2 separate regions of the Homo sapiens genome follow, and region 1 is linked to region 2. A link is an interaction called in ENCODE POLR2A ChIA-PET data of the cell type or tissue named here. Cell type or tissue: B cell. All regions are shown on one strand. Each heading gives the region's core, and the rest is flanking DNA. Links, peaks and the distances in the headings are about the cores only.

The links. ChIA-PET counts read pairs that join two places held together with the same protein. Peaks named below come from ENCODE experiments on the same cell type or tissue, not always from the same donor. Only the 100,000 strongest peaks of a DNase experiment are listed, where the experiment ranks them.
Region 1: POLR2A ChIA-PET joins it to region 2 with 7 read pairs; 2 of 35 experiments call an interaction of 5 or more read pairs at or near these places.

The regions. Positions count from the first base shown.
Region 1 is chr3:194,640,104-194,650,971 of GRCh38, forward strand. It overlaps LSG1 (large 60S subunit nuclear export GTPase 1), which reads right to left. Exons shown (of 14, transcript NM_018385.3): 10 at 10,778-10,868; 11 at 8,578-8,701; 12 at 6,061-6,140; 13 at 4,470-4,643; 14 at 688-2,144. The coding sequence ends at 1,965. It overlaps TMEM44-AS2 (TMEM44 antisense RNA 2), which reads left to right. Exons shown (of 2, transcript NR_186047.1): 2 at 4,572-7,326. Among named protein-coding and RNA genes, the nearest start is that of TMEM44, 12 kb to the left of the region's middle. In B cell, for the core only: no CTCF peak of the experiment used is centred there; a DNase peak (open chromatin) is centred at 5,608; H3K27ac peaks cover 1,195 bases.
Region 2 is chr3:195,095,603-195,104,839 of GRCh38, forward strand. All of the region lies in intron 3 of XXYLT1 (xyloside xylosyltransferase 1), which reads right to left. XXYLT1-AS1 (XXYLT1 antisense RNA 1) reads left to right here. Exons shown (of 4, transcript NR_104188.1): 3 at 1-105; 4 at 318-455. LOC124909476 (a long non-coding RNA gene) reads right to left here. Exons shown (of 2, transcript XR_007096226.1): 1 at 8,028-9,237; 2 at 7,250-7,912. Among named protein-coding and RNA genes, the nearest start is that of XXYLT1-AS1, 5.6 kb to the left of the region's middle. RefSeq lists enhancers at 1-570, 7,036-8,235. In B cell, for the core only: no CTCF peak of the experiment used is centred there; a DNase peak (open chromatin) is centred at 5,679; H3K4me3 peaks cover 522 bases; H3K27ac peaks cover 2,828 bases.

The DNA of each region.
Region 1 (10,868 bases), core at 1,252-9,251, 450 kb before region 2:
CAAGAGATGGTATAGGGAGAAAGGCAAATAGCAGAGGGAGGGCAGCACCTGCAGGAGGGGAGGCGAGACGGTCAGCGTTCGGTAGCGAGGGAGTCGGGACTTCATCCTGCCGTGAACACTTTGGACGGTATCTTCTAACTAGCTCCCTCTGGGTCATTAGAACCCTGCCCAGGTTCTCCCTGTACTTTCCACAGGGCTCTGCACGTGGTCGGCCCTCAGGAAATGAATCAGTTCCTTAACCAGGCTCCTCAGAGGTCCAGCAGCTGCCCAGGAGCTAAAGATAATGTTTTTGGCCATGGTTCAGAGTTAGCCAAAAAGAAAAACTAACAAGAGGACCGCAGCACTTGTCCTCCTGGACAGTGGGCAGTGATGTGACTGCTCAAAGGCATTTCCTGTTGGCAGAGGTGGCAGGACCTCAGGCACCGTCCTTCTGAAGGAAAGGCTGCAGCGGCCTGGGCGGCCCTACGGGAGTGGGCAGCCAATGGTGACCATAAATCCCAGCCGCCTGGCGGAGACAGGCCAGCAGCTCAACAGCTTTCTCTTCTGGGAGGGCACGTTGCTTGAATCCGGGAGAGGGAGGTTCCAGTGAGCCGAGATCATGCCACTGCACTCCAGCCGGGGCGACAGAGTGAGACTCCGTCTCAAAAAAAAAAAAAAAAAGAAAACCAGAAATACCAGAGACAGTAATTTATAAAGAAAAGAGGTTTAATTGGCTCACGGTCCTGTAGATGGTACAGGAAGCACAGCAGCTTTTGCTTCTAGGGAGGCCTCAGGAAACTTACAATCATGTTAGAAGGCGAAGGAGAAGCAGGCACATCTTATATGGCCAGAGCAGGAGGGAGACAGAGGGGAGGCACCACACACTTTGAAGCAACCAGATGTGATGAGGACTCAATATCAGGAGAACAGCACTGAGCGGGTGGTGCTAAACCGTTCGTGAGGACTCTGCCCCATAATCCCATCGCCTCCCACCAGGGGGCTTACATTTCAACATGAGACTCGGTGAGGACACAGATCCAAACCACATCAACAGTGCTTTCATGCTTTTGATTATCTTTTGTAACTATGTTATTGAACTATAATTTACATACCATACAATTCACCAACGTAAAGTGTGTAATTCAATGGTCTTAAGCATATTCAGAGTTGTGTGACCATCGCTACAGTCAATTTTAGGACATTTTTATCACTGCAAAAGAAAGACCTCAATCTTCCCATTCCTCCCATCCCGAAGCAACCACTAATCTACTTCCTCTATATGGAGATTTGCTTATTCTGGACATTTTAAATAAGTGGAATAACCAGTGAAGATGGGGGCTAGGTAGTAAATACCGCAGCTTCCCTGTCACCCGGTGGTTACATTCTACATGTTCCTTAGTGGACGTGAGCCCCCGCTGTACACTAACTGAACCCAAGTCCCTTGTTTAGAGTCGGAGGAACCCAACTAGGACACTCAGAATGGGGAATTTCTCTTTCACCTTCGTCCCAAATGTGTCTCGTGAACCATCCCTTGCAAATTTTTTTTCTTGTGATGCAGTCTCACTCTGTCGCCCAGGCTGGAGTGCAGCGGCGCAATCTCCATTCACTGCAAACTCTGCCTCCCTGGTTCAAGTGATTCTCCTGCCTCAGCCTCCCGAGTAGCTGGGATTACAGGTGCGCGCCACCACGCCTGGCTAATTTTTTTGTATTTTTAGTAGAGACGGGGTTTCTCCATGTTGGTGCGTGAGCCACTGTGCCCGGCCAGGAGTAGGATTCTCGGGCTCCCAGATGACTCCTTTTTGTCAGAGTTGGTGTTTCCAGGAGGCCCTTGGTCTTGACATGGAGACTGTTGGGTGCAGCCGTGCTCTGCAAGAGCAGGGCCCGTTCTACAGTGCTAGTGTCTTGGGACGGTTCCACAGGCAACAGGCAGCTTCTGCTCTTTTCCATCTGCACAATGCAGATGACATTTCTGTTGCAGCCCAACCTCACATATCCAGGTGCTTGTAGAGTCTACGACTTTTTTCTTTTTTATTTCTGTTGCCATGTTTTTTCCAGGGCTTCCCCGCCCCGTTCTCAGAGCTCGCAGTGGATGCAGTCACTACACCACTCCCGGGCTTGTAACCCATCACAGCCTGGACTCCTTTGGTCAAAGCCCTCACATTCTCCTAGGAAATAAGAGAAAACATTATCTGAGCTGTCAGCAGGCTATCCTTTAAGGGATATGCACAGTACTATTAGTGGATCACTTCAAGATAAAAAGGAGTCAGTCACTGGGTGAACTTCCGCCCCCCTCCCCTTCACTGGTCCTCTTTCTCCCCCCAGCATTCTGTCTTCAGTTCATCTCTTCCCCCTCCTCATTCCCTCGTCAACTTTGTTTAGTCCCATACTTTCAAATGCCATCTACAACTAGACTTAATACCAGCTGTGTTCTGGAAATTTGTCTTAATATCAAAACTTAACCTGTTTCAACCACATTAGAAATGGACTCTAAACAAATTTTAAGTTTACTTAGTAAAAAAAAAAATTAGTACCCTACGATTTGCAAGTTACTTATAATAGTAAAATATTACTCTAGAGGTTACAGTTTAGACATATGAATTATATTAAAATTATGACAAGTTTTCAGCTTTCTTGTACATAGCTTTTAGAAACCTGTAAACATTTAAAATTTCACATGAAATGTTCTGTATGACAGCTGTAGGCCCAAGAATAAACTTGCAATCTTTTTGCATGTTGGTAAATTTTCTTCCAAATACTGGTATGTACCAACTTGAAAATAATTCAAACTAGGAGCTACAAACATCTAAGTTTTATCCCAGCTTTGCAATTTAAAGCATGCCCTTGGGTAACTCAGTCTCTTTGAGCCTCAGTGTCCTCAAGGAATAATACTTGCTTGGCCTGCTTCACAGGCTCATTGTGTAAGGCATGCAGATAAAGCACGGGATAAATACAAAAACATTCTCTGGATATAGCTGATCACCCCATCCTAACCCCTGTCCTATTTTCGCTATAGTAGTCACTTAAAAACATTTTTAACCTACACTGGGTACAATTATGTGATTTAGCTCTTTTGCATGTACATTTGACCTTTAAAATACTGCCTACAAATTGTAGCTGTGATATAAGCAACTGAAGTTATCAATATTTTAAAGTGCAGAAGACATTTATGAAGTCTGTTTCTTTAGCACTTTCTATCACCAAATGTGTTGGCTCAGAGAAAAGACAACTGACTAAATGGGTGCAAATATTTGTAAATCATAAATCTGATATGGGACTTGTATCCAGAATATATAAAGAACTCTTACAACTTAATAATAGACATTTCTCTAAAGAAAATATACATGTGCCAACGAGCACATAAAATGACGCTCAGCATCACTAGTAATTAGGGAAATACTCATCAAAACTATAATGCAATACGTCACATGTATTAGGATGGCTAAAATAAAAAAAAAATGGGAAATAATAAACATTGACAAGGATGAGGAGACAATTAGAAACCTCCTACATCACTGGGAGTAATGTAAAACAGCACAGCCACGTTTGGAAAGTTTGGCAATACCTCAAATGTTAAACATGGAGTTGCAATACAACCCAGCAACCCCACGCCGAGGTATATACTCAAGAGAGACGAAATCCATGTCTCCACAAAAACCTGTACACAAGTGTTCATTACACCATTATTCATAGTAGCCAAAAAGTGGAAACAACCCAAACGTCCCTCAAATGATAAATAGATAAACAAAATGTGGCATATCTATACAATGAAACATTATTCGGTAATAAAAAGGACTGAAATACTGACACAGGCTACAACATGGATGAATGTTTAAGATACCACGCTAAATGAAAGAAGCCTGTCACGAAGAGCACACAGTATGATTCCAGTCACGTGAAGTCTCCAGAACAGGCAAATCTGTTCATAAAGATTGATTATTGGTTGGCAGGGGCTGGGGGAAAAAAGGGGACAGGCAGTAACTGCTAATAAATAAGGTTTCGGCCGGGCGCGGTGGCTCACGCCTGTAATCCCAGCACTTTGGGAGGCCGAGGAGGGTGGATCATGAGGTCAGGAGATCGAGACCATCCTGGCTAACAAGGTGAAACCCCGTCTCTACTAAAAATACAGAAAATTAGCCGGGCGTGGTGGCGGGCGCCTGTAGTCCCAGCTACTCGGGAGGCTGAGGCAGGAGAATGGCGTGAACCCGGGAAGCGGAGCTTGCAGTGAGCCAAGATTGCGCCACTGCAGTCCGCAGTCCGGCCTGGGCGACAGAGCGAGACTCCGTCTCAAAAAAAAAAAATAAAAATAAATAAATAAATAAATAAATAAATAAATAAATAAATAAGGTTTCTTTTGGGAATTATTAAACCCTTTTTGGAATTATTAAACCCTTTTTGGGGTTAATAAAATGTGTTTATGGCATGTGATACTCAATAAAGCTGTTATAAAAAGAGTGTTGGATCAGAAGTTTAAGAAAAGCTTTAAAACTTACTTGATGGAAAAAAGTTTTGTCAACGATATTTTCAATCTGCTTTGCTTTTTTATTTCTGCCTAGCTGCATTTTTATTTCATCACTGTTCATTTTGTTCTCTAGGAGTCGCTGGTGTTGATGCTGAAAAGTTACAGGATCTCTTCCAGGAGGAGGATGGCAGTACAGCAGCTTACCCTACAAAGACAACATGAATGACAACAGTGCAGCCTAAGTGCCATCTGTGGCCTCAGAGGAGACAGCTCCACCCAGTCACACTCTGATGGAGCTTTCTGCCTTCTGGTTAAGTTAGCTGAGTTGAGTTTTGGTCTACTGCAGCTGAAGAGTCCTTTTTCTAATACATCAATGGTCAAAGTGTTCTAGAGACCTAGCTCTTCCCATGGCGCCCCAGACTAGGATGAAATCTCTTTCTTCTTTTCTCGTTTGCATTCCCACTCAAGTATTCTTCAGTATACGGACATGATCATACTTATGGTGAATATTTTCCAAAACAAAACTCAAGACATAACTGGACAGTTACGGTAATGCCGGGTTAGACTGTTAAAGTCAGGAGAGTTCCTCGACTCCTGTATGTGGGGTTGCAGTTGCTCACTGGGTGCAAGTCTGCCTCTTTCCATCATAAATGATCTGAAGGCTGTGACTATTTTTACCTCATCTTTACATCCTCCACAGTAAGTGGTAAACGAATACATGACTTATCCATACCAATAGCATGAACTGCTTTCTTCCTGAACTGAAGGCAAGCCCATATGGTTGCCACTGAGCTCCAAGAGCTCCACCGATGTGGTCTTGAGAAGAGGAGGAAATAAAGCCAAATCCTCACAACTGGTTATTAACAGGGCCCTGTAATGCTTATTTGTGGAAAGAAACTTAATAGATAACAATTACTGGGGGCTCATTATGTGCCAGGCATTGAGCTTAGTGCTACACACACACACACACACACACACACACACACACAGACAGACACACACACACACACACACACACACACACACACAGACAGACACACACACACACACACACACACACACACACACACACACACACACAGAGTTTTCATTTATTTCCCATAATAATCTCATGAGATAGGCCCTGTTCATCTCCATTTTACTATGGGGAAACCCCCAAATAGCATGTTCTCATTTGAAAAGGAGAAATAGTAATCTCACAGACTTGTTACATATTTGTACTGAGAAGACGCACGTAAAACAGAACTATTTCTAGCAGGGTTAGCTTTCAAGAAATGTTAGCTGTTATCGTTACTAGGCAAATATAGAGATAGGCATATAAACAGCTATACTACAAAGAAGACTGTGACAATAGTTGCAATCATAACAAGCAAAGGGCTGTAGGAGACAAAAAAAGCCAGATGCATATATTGGTGATTTTCACTCATAATAGGTGTTCAGAGATCTCCATCTTTTGTAATGTCTATAATCCATATAATGTTAACTACCCTACATCAAGAACACAACTCCAGTTTCAATGAAAAAATATTTCCTTTATAATCGAACAGGTTACCATTATCTAAGAACGCAGAATGTGGAAAAGACTTGTGTATTGGAGAGCATGAGAGGCAGGGTTCACTTACACTGACATAGTCCTTCAGGATGTAGCGCGCAGATCGAGGCTGGTCTGGCTGTCCATGCGCTGTCATGAATCCTCGCATGTCTGTGGAGAGAAAAGAATTTTGCAAAATCTTAGATGACAGAATATCACAACAAAGACAACTGAGGTGATGTAGCTTCTATTACTAAGCATTCTTACTCTTGGATTTTAAAAAATTAGGTATCATTGTAGAATATATATTGTTTAGCATTAAAAACACTAGATAATCCAGGAGAATATTTACTTATATCTGATATCCTAAAAATGCCACCTAGCACCACGCTATGAAAGACAAATTCGATTTCTCTCTACTCCAGTTATTTCTTCTCTTTATTTTATTTTTATTTTATTTTTTGTTGAGATGGAGTCTCGTTCTGTTGCCCAGGCTGGAGTGCAGAGGCACAATCTTGGCTCACTGCAACCTCCACCTCCCAGGTTCAAGCAATTCTGATGCCTCAGCCTCCCAAGTACCTGGGATTACAGGCGCATGCCACCACGCCTGGCTACTTTTTGTATTTTTAGTAGAGATGGGGTTTCACCACGTTGTTCAGGCTGGTCTTGAACTCCTGACCTCAGGTGATCCACCCACTTCGGCCTCCCAAAGTGCTGGGATTACAAGCGTGAGGCACTACACCCAGCCTCCTTATTTTAAACATTTATTCATGGAGGCTACCTGTAGGAGAATGCTACGCTATCAATACTACTTGCAAAACAGAAAGCAACAGAGAAGTTTTCTTACTGAATGATGTACCTACATTTTTTTCCCCAGTAAGATCCCTTTAATACTAACTCAATTAGAAAAGCAGCGAAGCATGGTGGTTAAGAACACGGCTTCAGCAGACAGGCTGCGTTCAAAACTCAGTTCCCTCACATACTAGCTGTCGACTGGCTTTTCCAGTTTCGAAGAAAATAGTTAGAATCCTAATTTACACAATATACAACAATAAATTTCGTCAGATTAAAAATCTAAATGTTAAAAAAGTAAGTAAATATTACAGGAAGATAGTTTTATCTTTTTGGGAGGGAGAAGACCTTCCCAAGTAAAACACCAAACCCAGTCAAACCAAAAAGGAAAAATATAGTCTATTAAAATTGTCAACTTCTTTGGGGCCAAAGAAACCATAAATTAACATTGGAAAAAATGTGTAGCACATATAACAAAGAACTTTTACAAATCATTAAGACAGAACCATGTATAGGAAAATGTGATTCCCAGAAGAAAAATAAATGGTCACAAAACATTTGGAAAGATGCTCAACTTCACTAGTATTTAAAGAAATACAAAGTAAAATGAGAGTAATCTGGCAATATCTTTGAAAATTTACTGTCAGAGATTTTCTTCTATATGGACTTGCAGATAGTGAACTTAGAAATTGTACGTGTGGTCATTTGCTTTTACAAACTGGCTTTTTCCTTACTCTGATTTTATCAGGCAGCATTAGATGAAACATCTTAAAAGACTCACATTATTTTCAGTTGTATCGGAAGTACAATCAAACTGGAAGTTTGGTGGAAGTCCACCTTTCTGCATTTTGCAGGCTAACATCCTGCAGGGAGATCTCACCCAGGCTATTCCACTGACCAGCCACCTCACCTTGGGTCAGCTCAGGCTCTGAGTTCGGATGATTACTCTTAAAAGCAGGGGCTAGGAGGTGAGGTGATCTTTAAGGTCTTTTCTTGTTCTATGAATCTGTAATTAGAATAGTCTTACCACAAGTGTTTAGTATTTATCCTCTTTAGAGTCTCTAAGTTCAAGGTTTAAGTGTGATTCATATCAAATCACCTTTCACCTTTCTCTGCCAGTAAATACTCAAATAAGCTGAACTCCTTCCCAACCAGCAGCAATCCCTGTAAAGGCAAGTCACCCACGCACGGAAATGTTTCCCACACTGCTATTTTTTTTTTTTTTTTTTTTTTTAGGTAGACACAAGGTTCTCCAGGCCACCTTTAAAGTTTACATTTAAGGCAAGAAATCATAGGTTCCCACGTGGAATTGGGATAAAACACAGAGGTGGGAGAGCTGTGGACTCATCTTAATGTCAAATAAGTTTACAGGGGCTGATGGGAGAGGAAGGAGGATGCTTTGTGCCCCTATCCTAACCAAGCTCCACTCTGTCCCCGTCTCTGAGGGGTCTCCCTTCTGGTGCTCCCCTCCTAACTCTCCTGCCTCGCTGTGGCGTGCGGATTCATTTTCTTCCACACATCCGCTTTCTTCTTGTTTGGGAGACGACTCCAGAAAGAGCCAACACAGCCTACGATGAGAACCCCTGTGCTGCACGTGGGTACCATCAAAGCAGCAAACGTCCTAAAAGCTTTTTGCACTTTAGGTTACTTTGTAGGCAAGGCCCACAGAGACGAAAGATGGCTTGAAAAATGCTGAAGAAATATTATAAATGTGTATCTTTGCAGAACAGCAATTCTAGTACTATTACTATTCTTATTTCTATTCATTAGGTATACTGTTACTTTTGTTCACATTTTCTGATGAATCACAACTTACATCCATAAGCTGTCAACAGTTCTTCCGATGTTGGAGGTCGGTGGGGATCTTCATCCTCTCTAGGCGTTATGATGTTAATGCCATAGGTAGCTTCTAAAACATGTCTTGGAATATTCTGGCAAACGTAGCTTGTCAGGGAATCCATTCTCTTGAACGGACTCCCTCCTCCCCATGGCATACAAATCGTGCCTCAAAGAACATGGCACTTCATTCCGCGTGTGACAAACACTCTCTCCTCTCCAAAGGAAGAGGATAGTTTTTGATTAATCTAAAAAGACTCAGTTGTTTTTTCCCTTTTAAACAAGGCCTTAAGCTCCCACGACTTTTCCATATGAATTCATTTAAAATAGTAATTTAAAATATATCTGAAACAGACTTTAAAGATGACACATTTTTACCCTGAAAAGATTACGCATTTGTGATTCTAATTTAGAGATAAAGCAAGGGGAGTCTCTGTTTCTAATGCCTACAGTTAGGCAGGATTACTTTTCCTCCTTTGTCTCATCTCCCATAGTTTGTCCAAATTTTCCTTAAGCCACTAACAATATTCTACCTTGTACTAGAGTTATTCAAGTACATGCCTCATGTGCCCCAACAGACTGATGCTTCGTAAAGGGCAGGAGCCATCTCTATTTATGCCCTATCCTCCACAGCACCTAACCTAAGGCTACCTGCAATAAATGATTCATGTCTCACTATTAATTTACAGAGAAACTTAAAAGGCCAGGCGTGGTGGCTCACGCCTGTAATCCCAGCATTTTGGGAGGTCGAGGCAGGCAGATTATCTGAGGTCAAGAGTTTGAGACCAGCCTGGCCAACATGGTGAAACCCCATCTCTACCAAAAAAAAAAAAAAAAAATTAACTGGGCATGGTGGTACATGCCTGTTAATCCCAGCTACTCGGGAGGCTGAGGCAGGAGAATTGCTTGAACCCAGGAGGTGGAGGTTGCAGTGAGCAGAGATTGCACCACTGTACTCCAGCCTGGGTGACAGAGCGAGACTCCATCTCAAAAACAAAAAAAAAAGCTATACACTTTTTCATATATATGTATCTATGAATAAGCTGTGGCCTTAAGTGTAGTTATGAAGGGAATTTTACTCTACTTACAAGCCAGCGGATTAGTGTGCCAATTTCATGAAGTCTCCTATTTTCTGCTAGTATCTACAAAACAATAATAGACTAACTTATTAGCTTATAAGTAGAGTAAAATCTCAGACCTTGCAGTTTTTTTTTTCTTTCATTTTCTTTTTTCTTAAAGGCAAGAGTCTCGCTTTGTGGCCCAGGCTGGAGGGCAGTGGCACCATCTCAGCTCACTGCAACCTCCGCCTCCCAGGTTCAAGAGATTATCGTGCCTCAGCCTCCCGAGTAGCTGGGACTACAGGTGTGCACCACCACGCCCAGCTAATTTTTGTATTTTTAGTAGAGACAGGGTTTCGCCATGTTGGCCAGGCTGGTCTCAAAACCTGGCCTTAAGTGATCCGCCTGCCACAGCCTCCCAAAGTGTTGGGGTTACAGGCATGAACCACCACACCTGGCCCCTGCATAGTTCTTAACAAATCCATCTTTGAGTCTTTTTTCCATGCTGGGCACTGTCCTAGATGCTTTATGTAAGTTAATTCATTATGCTGCTGAGAGGTAGCAGAGTTCCTAATTTACTGCTTACTAGCTATAAGAGCTTAGATAAATTATTTAACTTCTCTGTGCCTCAGTTTCCTCAAGTTTGAGGAAATGGGAATAACAGCAGTATCTGCCTTAAGCGTTGCTTTTTGAGGACTAAAAGGTATTTGGTAAGGGTTTAGAAAAGCACATAGCAAGTATTCAATATATGTTAGCTATACTGATTAAATATAATCAACCGTGAGATAGATTTTCCCCCACTTAGAGAAAAGGAAAGTATTTGGGAAGGTTAAGCAAGTTTTCCAAGGTCATTCAAACGGTTACATGGCATTGTTAAATAGGTTTGCAACTTGGAACTGAGTATCTGAAACCTGGATTCTCCCATTTCTTCAAGGCTACACTGCTGAAATCAGGAAATGAGGTTCTATTCTGAAGTTCTCATGCTATCTCACAGTATAAACTTGTGCAGATCACTAGTATTTTCAATTCTTCATCAAATCTGAATCCCTCAAATGCCCAAAATAAACCTGAAGCCCTAATATGCACGTAATAACTAGAGTGTTTCCAAAGCAGAAAGGATATTAGTGATACAGGAGGAACATGATCTCTCATCTGATCAATTGGGAGGATTCCGCTGCAAGTCATTTCTGCCTTGGTAGACACAAAAGATGGC
Region 2 (9,237 bases), core at 1-8,000:
CTTTGTCACCTGTGTGCTTATGCGTGAGCAACAGCGCCTGATGACTCTTGGGAAGAGCCACAACAAAGCGAGGGCCTGCAGGCGGCAGTGGCCAGGGAACCCTAGGTAAGGCCCTAACACGTGCGGTCCCCTGATCTGCGGGTGGGGCAGCCTTCACTGGAGGGGGAGTGAGTCTCAGTGAATCAGAGTGGGTACATGTGGAGCTGCAGGTCAGCAGCTCAACAGGGATGAGTAAGGTGCTTTCAGAGGCCACGTTAACCACATCTGGCTGGGAAGGAACCAGTTAGCAAACCTCTCTTTCCCTGCCCTGTTTCCAGCCCACAGGAACTCAAGCAGCTTCAGAGAAGGTCTTACTTGTTTCCGGGGAGAGGCCAGAGGCTCCGGGAACCCAATTCAATATGTAATATATAGCAGTGTCCACGCTATGGTCTAAGCAAAGGCAAGAGGAGAAATAAGGTTGATGGATGGCTCCATCCTTAGCACGCGTTTATGGACACCCACCCAGCCTTCTCCCAGCCGCCACGGCTCTCCACACACAGACAAAAGCAAAGCCCTTTGACCTTAAGCAGAAAAGTACACTGTCTCAACATACTTTTATAGAGTACCTGCTAAGCCTGGGGCCACCTAGGGGAGATTGGAGGGTCCCTCTAGCATGGCTGCAGCCCATGCACAGCAGGAGGATCTGTGTGGCCAGACGGGGAGGCTGGTGACAGTGGCGCAGACACAGCACTCAGAGGCCTCCAGGTGCGGAGAAACAACATGTGACGCAGACACCATGCTCTGTTCCCAGTGCGTCCCCAACACACACACGTATATATACACGACCATGCCCATGTGCACTTACATAATACACATGCACATACGCACACGTGTACGTAACAGACGCACATGCTGACAAACACACACGATACACACACACACACGCATACATTTCCTCGGCCTTCGGGAAAATGGAGTTCAACCTCCCATCTGAAGTTGAACTCGTTTCTTCAGAAGTGAGTCTGAGTCTTCATTTCTCAGGCACAGATGTGCAAGGAAACCATTCCTTCTCCTCCTCAGGCCTTCTCAGTGCCCTGGTAATATTTACACAGTTATTTAACAAGCAAGGCTGAGCTTTCCTTTCAACTGGCAATTAAAATCAGAACATAGAGACAAGCTTTGTAAAGCTTGGTTTCCATAGAGGATAATTTTCTTCCATGGGTTTAAAAAAATGAGAATCTTGACTGAAACTGTAGGTACTCACGTCAACAGTAATGCCCACTCAGTCTTCCAAATTGAGATAGAATGTGACTACCTTTTGCTGGAGGTTAGAAATAGTTCAAATTTGTATAATTTGTTTCCCAATTTAATAAGAAAAACAACAGGGGTGAAAATGGTCAGGCTGCGCTGAGCGCTGGGCAAAGGCAGGCTGTTCTGATTCCCGCCCAGCAGACCCCTCAGACGGGCTCCCCTGGCGTCCCTCTGCTGGGACTTCCCATGTCCCTGTTGTCTTGAAGAAAGGAACAAGACATATAGGCCGGTTCATTTTTAATCTGCTGCTGGTGTGGCCCAGTCCCCTCAACCAGACTGCTGGCAACTTTAAGTTGGAGACAGTTCTTGGAAGCAGGCTCAGTGCTGAGTTGGTTTTGACATAAGAATACATACACAGACAGACAGACAGAGAGATATACTGTAGCTGACATTTACTAAATGCCAGTCACCTTTTAAACAATTTATATCAATGATTTCATCCTCACTAAACTTTGTGACGCGGGTTACAGCAATGGCAAATGCGTATCAACACGTATCTAGCACCACGTGTGGGTTACAACAGCAGCAAATGCGTATCAACACGTAGCTAGCACCACGTGCCACCACATGCAAGCACTGTTGTGTTTATATCTGTGACCTCATTCAGCTTTCATAAACTTATGAGGTTGTTATTATCATGATCCCCACTTTATAGACAAGGAAACTGAGGCTTACAAGGGTTAAGGAATTGAGTCAAAGCCCCCCAGCTAGTAAGTGGTGAGGTCTGGATTTAAACCCAGGCAGCCTGGCCTGGAGCCCCCACTGATAAGACTGTCCTCGGCTGCCTCTCAGTGCATGGCGAGCACCCTGTGAACAGTCGCCAAGATAAAACCCAGCCCTGAGCACCTCCGCTGGGACCACACAACTGCTTCTGATTCTCCGGGGGAGTGTGAGTGGAGAAAAGACCCTCACACAAATGCCCCCACCCCCCCACCACGCACACACAAAGAAGTCAGGCTGGGCAGGAAAGACGCTTCAAACCAAATGTCTGGACAAAGAAAAGATGAGACTGGTGGAGGGGAACCGAGAAAGGCTCATGGAAGGTACTGTGGTGGTGAATAAGGAAGGACCCACAGAGTCCCACAGTCCCAGCAGTGGGGCGGGTCGGGAGGGGAACAGTGTGCTTCTGGGCCTAGGGGCAGCAGAGAGTGGCGGAGGAGACAAATGTGCATGATTCCACACACAGGAAATACCAAGAACAGGCACGCTCACAGGCAGGTTAGAGCTGGGGAGAGGCAGGAAATGGGAAGTTATTATTGAATGGGTACAGGGTTTCTGTTTGGGGTGATGCACATATACGAGAAACGGTGGTGATGGTTGTACAACATTGTGAATAGAATTAATGCCAGTGACTGTACACTTCAAAACGGTTAAAATGGAGCCAGGTGCAGTGGCTCACGCCTGTAATCCCAGCACTTTGGGAGGCTGAGGCGGGTGGATCACGAGGTCAGAAGATCGAGACCATCCTGGCTAACATGTTGAAACCCTGTCTCTACTAAAAATACAAAAAATTAGCCGGGCGTGGTGGTGCGCGCCTGTAGTCCCAGCTACTTGGGAGGCTGAGGCAGGAGAATGGCGTGAACCCGGGAGGCGGAGCTTGCAGTGAGCGGAGATCGTGCCACTGCACTCCAGCCTGGGAGACAGAGAGAGAGACTGTCTCAACAACAACAACAAAAGGTTAAAATGGCGAATTCTGTGTTATGTATATATTTGACCATAATCTCTCTTCACAGTGGCAGAGGAGGTGAAGCCACGGGCCTTGATGCTGTCAAGGTCTCGGGAGCCCTCCTCGCTGCGCTGGCCCCTGCTGCAGAGCCCGTCATCAGAAGAAAGTGATTTTTTTCCTATGGGTTCTGACAGTTAAGGCCCTGGTGCCTCTTGATGGCAATCAGAGGGACTGGAAAACTCACTCTCTGCCTCATTCCAACACTACCTACGGGTGGGACCCTCCCTGGGCCTCCTGGCCTGCAGCCTGGGGTCTCCAAGCTGCCTCAGGGCTTTCCGTCCCATGTTCTGCCCGAGCCCTGAGCGGCCCTGTTGACTTGGGACATGTGCCCCTTGGCTTGGCAGGGCTGCTGCTTCTCCCTTTCCATCTCATTGCTTCAAGCACAGACCATTCCACAATCACAATGTATTTACTTTCCAAAGCTGTGGATACCAAAGGAAAAACTGTGGTAGCAGAGTACGGTGTAATTAACGTGGAATGTACCAGGGGAACCGAGGACATGGCAGACAGACACCGCGTTCTCAAACAACCGCTTGCTGTTGAAGAGGGTCTATTTTCTCCTCTCCCTCTCCCTTCCCAAGAGATTAAAATAATAAACTCTAAGAAATAAATAAACGTGCTCAGCTTCACACATACGAGGTTGACCCTGGCGCAGGTGCGTGGACTCACGTGTGGGGTAGCAGCTGGACAGCCATGATCTGTGTCCATCACCACCCAGGCATCATGACCACAGAGAGACATATTTAGCACACACATTACAGTGCCTCCCAAACCAGCACCACCATCTGGGGCCTGTGCTGTCAGCCTGGACGCAGTCAAGTCAGCTGAAAGTAAAATCCATTCTCCATAATAAAGGTGTTCACAAGCCCCTTTCCCTGTGCAAGTTAGCAAAGACAGAACCATCTGACGAAGAATTAAATGCAGTAACTGGGCTGGGCGCGGTGGCTCATGCCTATAATTCCAGCACTTTGGGAGGCCGAGGCGGGTGGATTACGAGGTCAGAAGATCAAGACCATCCTGGTTAACACGTTGAAACCCCGTCTCTACTAAAAATACAAAAAAATTAGCCGGGCGTGGTGGTGGGCACCTGCAGTCCCAGCTACTGGGGAGGCTGAGGCTGCAGAATGGCGTGAACCTGGGAGGCGGAGCTTGCAGTGAGCTGAGATCGCGCCACTGCACTCCAGCCTGGGCGACACAGCGAGACTCTGTCTCAAAAAAAAAAAAAAAAAAAAATGCAGTAACTATATTTGAATCTTGTTCAGTGTAAAAGTTCTTAAGAAAAAGTTGTTTCTAAAGTGTAGCTTCAGTCAATAATTGGGATCTGTTTCTCACTGGGCACAAAATGGAGGGAGAAGAGAAAAATTCTCCCTGTCTTACTTAAAAAAGAAGACAGACTAAATAAAGTACAATAAATATCTATAGAATAAAGTAGTGGAAATTTGGAACTTCCAAATTTGCAAATCTGGAACTTCCAGTCCCTGCATAAAGCTGTCTGAGATCCTGCACCTGAAACCAATCTCCCCGCCACCACCGTTCCCCCTGCTTCATGCGACAGGCAAGGAGTGGCCCAGCCATGTCTGTCCCTCCTTTATTCATCCTCTGTGGATGTCTGACGGCCAGATGGACAGGGCTGGTTTCCTACTGGTCTCCGAATCTCCTGCCTCCACACCTAGCATGGGGTCCTATCTGGGAAAGTGTGGCCTATATGGCATGGAAGCCAGGTACAGCAGGAGTTTTACCCACCAGAGCACCGGACAGTGTGCTTTGGCCAGGACAAGGAGGGACACATTTAGCACACACATCACAGCGCCTCCCCCAGAAGGCAGGCATCTGCAGAGTCTTCTGCCCTGGCATCAGGCTAATGTCATGCTCCTCAGTGCCTATAGAATTAACGTCACCTTAGCCCAACACATAAGGCTCCCGGTGATGTGGCCTCTACCCCTGCCAGCCTCCTCCTCCTCTCTCCCTGGCACTCTCCCCGGCACTCTCCCCTGTACTCCACCCAGACCCAAGTTCCTGGGCCTACACACGCTACCCTCACTGAGGCTGTGGTGCCCTTCTCCCTCCTCGTCCACCAGAAAACTTCTTGTCACGAAAACCCAGCTCACAGGCCATGTCCTTTGTTCAGCTCCCTCCTCGCCCCCAAGCCTTGGACTATGTCTATGGTTGTGGGGTTTATACTGATCCTACATCCCTTTCTGTCCTATTAAACTGTGAGTTCTTTGGGGACAGAGACTGTGTCTTTTTATATCGGATATCCCTGCTGCCTAACCCTGTGCCTGGCACAAAGCAGGGACTCAGTCCAAATTTACTGAAGCGAACTAGTCTAGACAGGTATACTTTCACTGTCCAACTGCAAGGATATAACTAGCCTTTTCCAAGACAGCTATAGGTTCCACAGAGCGGCCCACAGCCAAGGCCTCTGCCAGTCTCTGTGAAGGGCTTCTGGCGCAATCCCAGCAGCTCCCCAGCCTCACTGCTGTAATCCACAAAGCACCTCCCAGCACGTGACAGTGAGGCTATGACAAGTACATAATATGTCACCTTCAGAGCCGCCAGGCCTCTTGCCAGTGCTATGCCGTCCTTACGGCGCTTGGGCAGGTACCCCCAGCTTGAATGTTCGACTTAATTGATTGGGAGCAATTAAGGAGAACATGTACTAGTTAATTAAACACTGTACCCCCACTGCCACCTTCATCAAAATCTCTTAAATCACATTAGGAAAAAACAGAATCTCTCTGGCTGGTTAGTATCTTTACTCTCAGGGCATCATGATGATGAAATGGGTAAACACATCCTCTTTTGCAAAACCATTTCCTTCCCATTTATTACTTTTTCTAGAAATGCACACAACTGCTATCACTTTCATAAATATTTTAAAACATTAGTAAGTCCCAGGGACATTCCTTTTGTATACTACATATTTCAGTGAGATTTGGATAAAATATGGCAGTTATACATGTAGCTCTAATTAACATATTTCCTGAATGAAAATGATAACATCTGGCCCCTTTTAAAGATGAAATATATGAAATTGGGATATAGCAAAAAATACATCTGAGCCGGGTGCTGTGGTGTGTTCCTGTTATCCTAGCTACCTGGGAGGCTGAGGCAAAAGGACTGCTGGAGCCCAGGGCTTTATGTCCAGCCTGGGAAATGTAGCGAGACCCTATCTCTATTGAAAAAAAAAGGGGAGAGGGGAAGGGAGGGGAGGGGAGGAGAGGGGAGGGAAGAAAGAAAAAGAAAGTAAGGAAACAGAAAAAAAGGAAGAAACAAAGAGGAACGGAGGAAAGGAGGAAAGGAGAAATGTAAGGAGGAAGGGAAGGGAAAGGGAGGGGAGGGGAGGGGACGGGGGAGGGAGGGATGCGGGGAGGGAGGACAGAAAGAAAGTAAAGAAACAGAAAAAAAGGAAGAGAGAAAGAGGAAGGGAGGAGAGGAGGAATGGAAGGAGGAAGGGAAGGGAAAGGGAGGGGAGGGGAGGGGGAAAAAGAGAATTGTCTGGTATATCTGAGTCTATGTTTTCCAACAGAATAGAATGAATGTCTTCTGAATTCTATGTAAGATATACAACATGATATTTTGAAATACACAGGTAGTGAAATGGTTACAATAGTCAAGCAAATTAACATATCCATCAATTCACATTGTTACTCATCTTTGTGTGTGTGGCAAGAGCACCTAAAACAAACTCTTTTCGCAAAATTCATGAATACGATATTATGGATGATAGCCCTCATGTCACACATGAACCCTCTAGACCCGTTCATCCCACACGTCTGCTACGCTGTATCCCCTGACTGGTATCTCCCCATTTCCTCCCTCACCCTCGCCGTGGCCACGGTAACCATCATTTTCTTCTCTACCGCTGTGTATTCAGCTTTTCCTCTTTTTAAAAAGATTCTACATATAAGTGAGATCATGCGACATATTTTTTCTCTGTGTCTGGCTTATTTCACTTAGCAATAATGTCCTCCAAGTTTCATCCACGCTGTGGCAAATGGTATGACTCCTTCTTTTTAAAGGCCGAGTAATATTCCGTTTTGTGTGTGTGTGTGTGTGTCTTGTATGTTACAATTTCTTTCTCTATTCATCTATCAACAGACATTTAGGTTCTTTCCGTATCTTGGCTACTGTGAATAACGTTGCCGTGAGCACGGGAGAGCAGTTATCTTTACGAGGTAGTGATTTCATTTCCTTTGGGTCAATGCCCAGAAGAAGGACTGCTGAGTCATATAGTAGTTCTAGTTTTATTTCTTTAGGAATTTCCATATTGTTTTCCATCATGGCTGTACCAACCTACATTCCTACCAACGGTGCAGCGTGCTGGGGCTCCCTCTTCTCCACACCCTCGCCAACAGTGGCTATCTCTTGTGTTTTTGACAATGGCTATTCTATCAGGTGTGAAGTGAGAATGACTGTTTTCTGATTTTGCCAGATTTTTATATGTCTAAGGAATCAACCCCGTACTGCCAGCCTGCACTGAACGGGGAGAAGTGGCGGCTCACGCTAGTAACAGTCAGTGCTGTGGGGGGCAGATAAAAGGGAGCCTAGGAACGCTGGACGGAAATGCTGATTTGCTCCAGATAACAGACTGGAATTCCAGGCCATGAGGCTGGGCCTAGTTTAGTTAATGCTGGGCCACTGGTGGTTCTGTGACAGAAAAACAGGAGTGCAGGAATGCACCCCCACACCAGCGACCTGCGTCCATCACCCCACGCCAGCGACCTGCGTCCATCACCCCACGCCAGCGGCCTGCGTCCATCACCCCACGCCAGCGGCCTGCGTCCATCACCCCACGCCAGCGGCCTGCGTCCATCACCCCACACCAGCGGCCTGCGTCCATCTCTTCTGCATTTGTTAGAGGCTGCATGGGCCTAAATCACACACACTCAGAACCTAGAAAGAATCAGTGTAGGTAAAACAAGAGAGAAATTAATTTTAAATAGGAACATGTTCTTTGTCTTTTGAAGCCTTTTAAAGGCCCTTACATTCACTGTCGCTGTGCCTTTACCTAGACTCAGATAAATGACAGAAGAGGTGCTGTTCTGTGAGACCTTTAGAATCCATCAAGGGGAAGTCACTGGGCAAGAGGAATGAAATTCAGGCCCTGAGAAACTAGGGAAAAAAAAATTAGAGAAACAATGCAATCTTGTCAGGTGACCAATTCCAAGTGTGTCCTTTGACCTCATGGAATAAAAGACAGTCCCTGGCATAACTAGCTGAAAATACTAGCTGGGGTCATATGCTTCTGATTACTGAGAAAGGCCAGCACAGGCTGAGAGTCCCTATGCTCCTGCCTAACCCTGTGGCCTCTCCAACGAGGGGAGAAAGGTTTGACGCACTAGAAGTTCATCACTTTAAGTCTGTTGTTTGGAATTCTGAATACATTTTCCTATAACAACTATTTCCAACTGGTGTTTGGGCGCCTTTTTAGACATTACATACAGATGGACCCACAGTTTAGAATGGGAGCAATGGGGAAAGGAAAATGGGAGGTCGGGCCCATGAAATCTACTGATGAGTAGAAGCCCTTTGGGAGCACACACCCACTGTGACGGTGATGACGGTGATGAGGGCTCCGTGTGTGTGTGTGTGTGTGTGTGTGTGTGTGTGTGTGTGTGTGTGTGTATTTTATGAGAGGGCAGATGCCATGAGAGGAAAACGAGGCTCTAGGAACAGAAACAGAAGTATGAAGAAGTGGTTCAAAGACAAGAAGTAGCAAGCAGAGGAGATGGTTCTGAGTCCCAATCATTCCTCAGCTTAAGTTCTTCTTTCTACAATACTTCACTTCCCAGGCAGCAGTGCCCAGGTGAGCAGTTCCCTTGCGGGGAGGGGGTGGGGCAGCAGTGGACTCATGCTGCCTGCTGGGAAAGGGTATGTGAGATTCAGCTGCTCACACGACCATGTGTTCACTGAGCAGGGGATCACAACCTCAAGCTCCCAGAGAGCAAGGCAGTGGGGACGAGGCGGGGACCCGGGAGATCCAGACAGCGTGGCACGACCACCTGAGAGAGGCTGCTGCTGTTCAGCTGAGGCCAGGGGTTCTGGAGAAAAGGCAGGCCTAGTATCATCCTGACTTCTGAGTTTTAAAGGAAAGCTACGGAATACCTTGATTTTAAATGTTGGCAACTAATACAAAGTAACAACAACAACAAAATGCTACAGGCAAAAACAAAAACAAACAAAAAAAACCCCACACCAAAAACCCTCTTCTGTCTGGT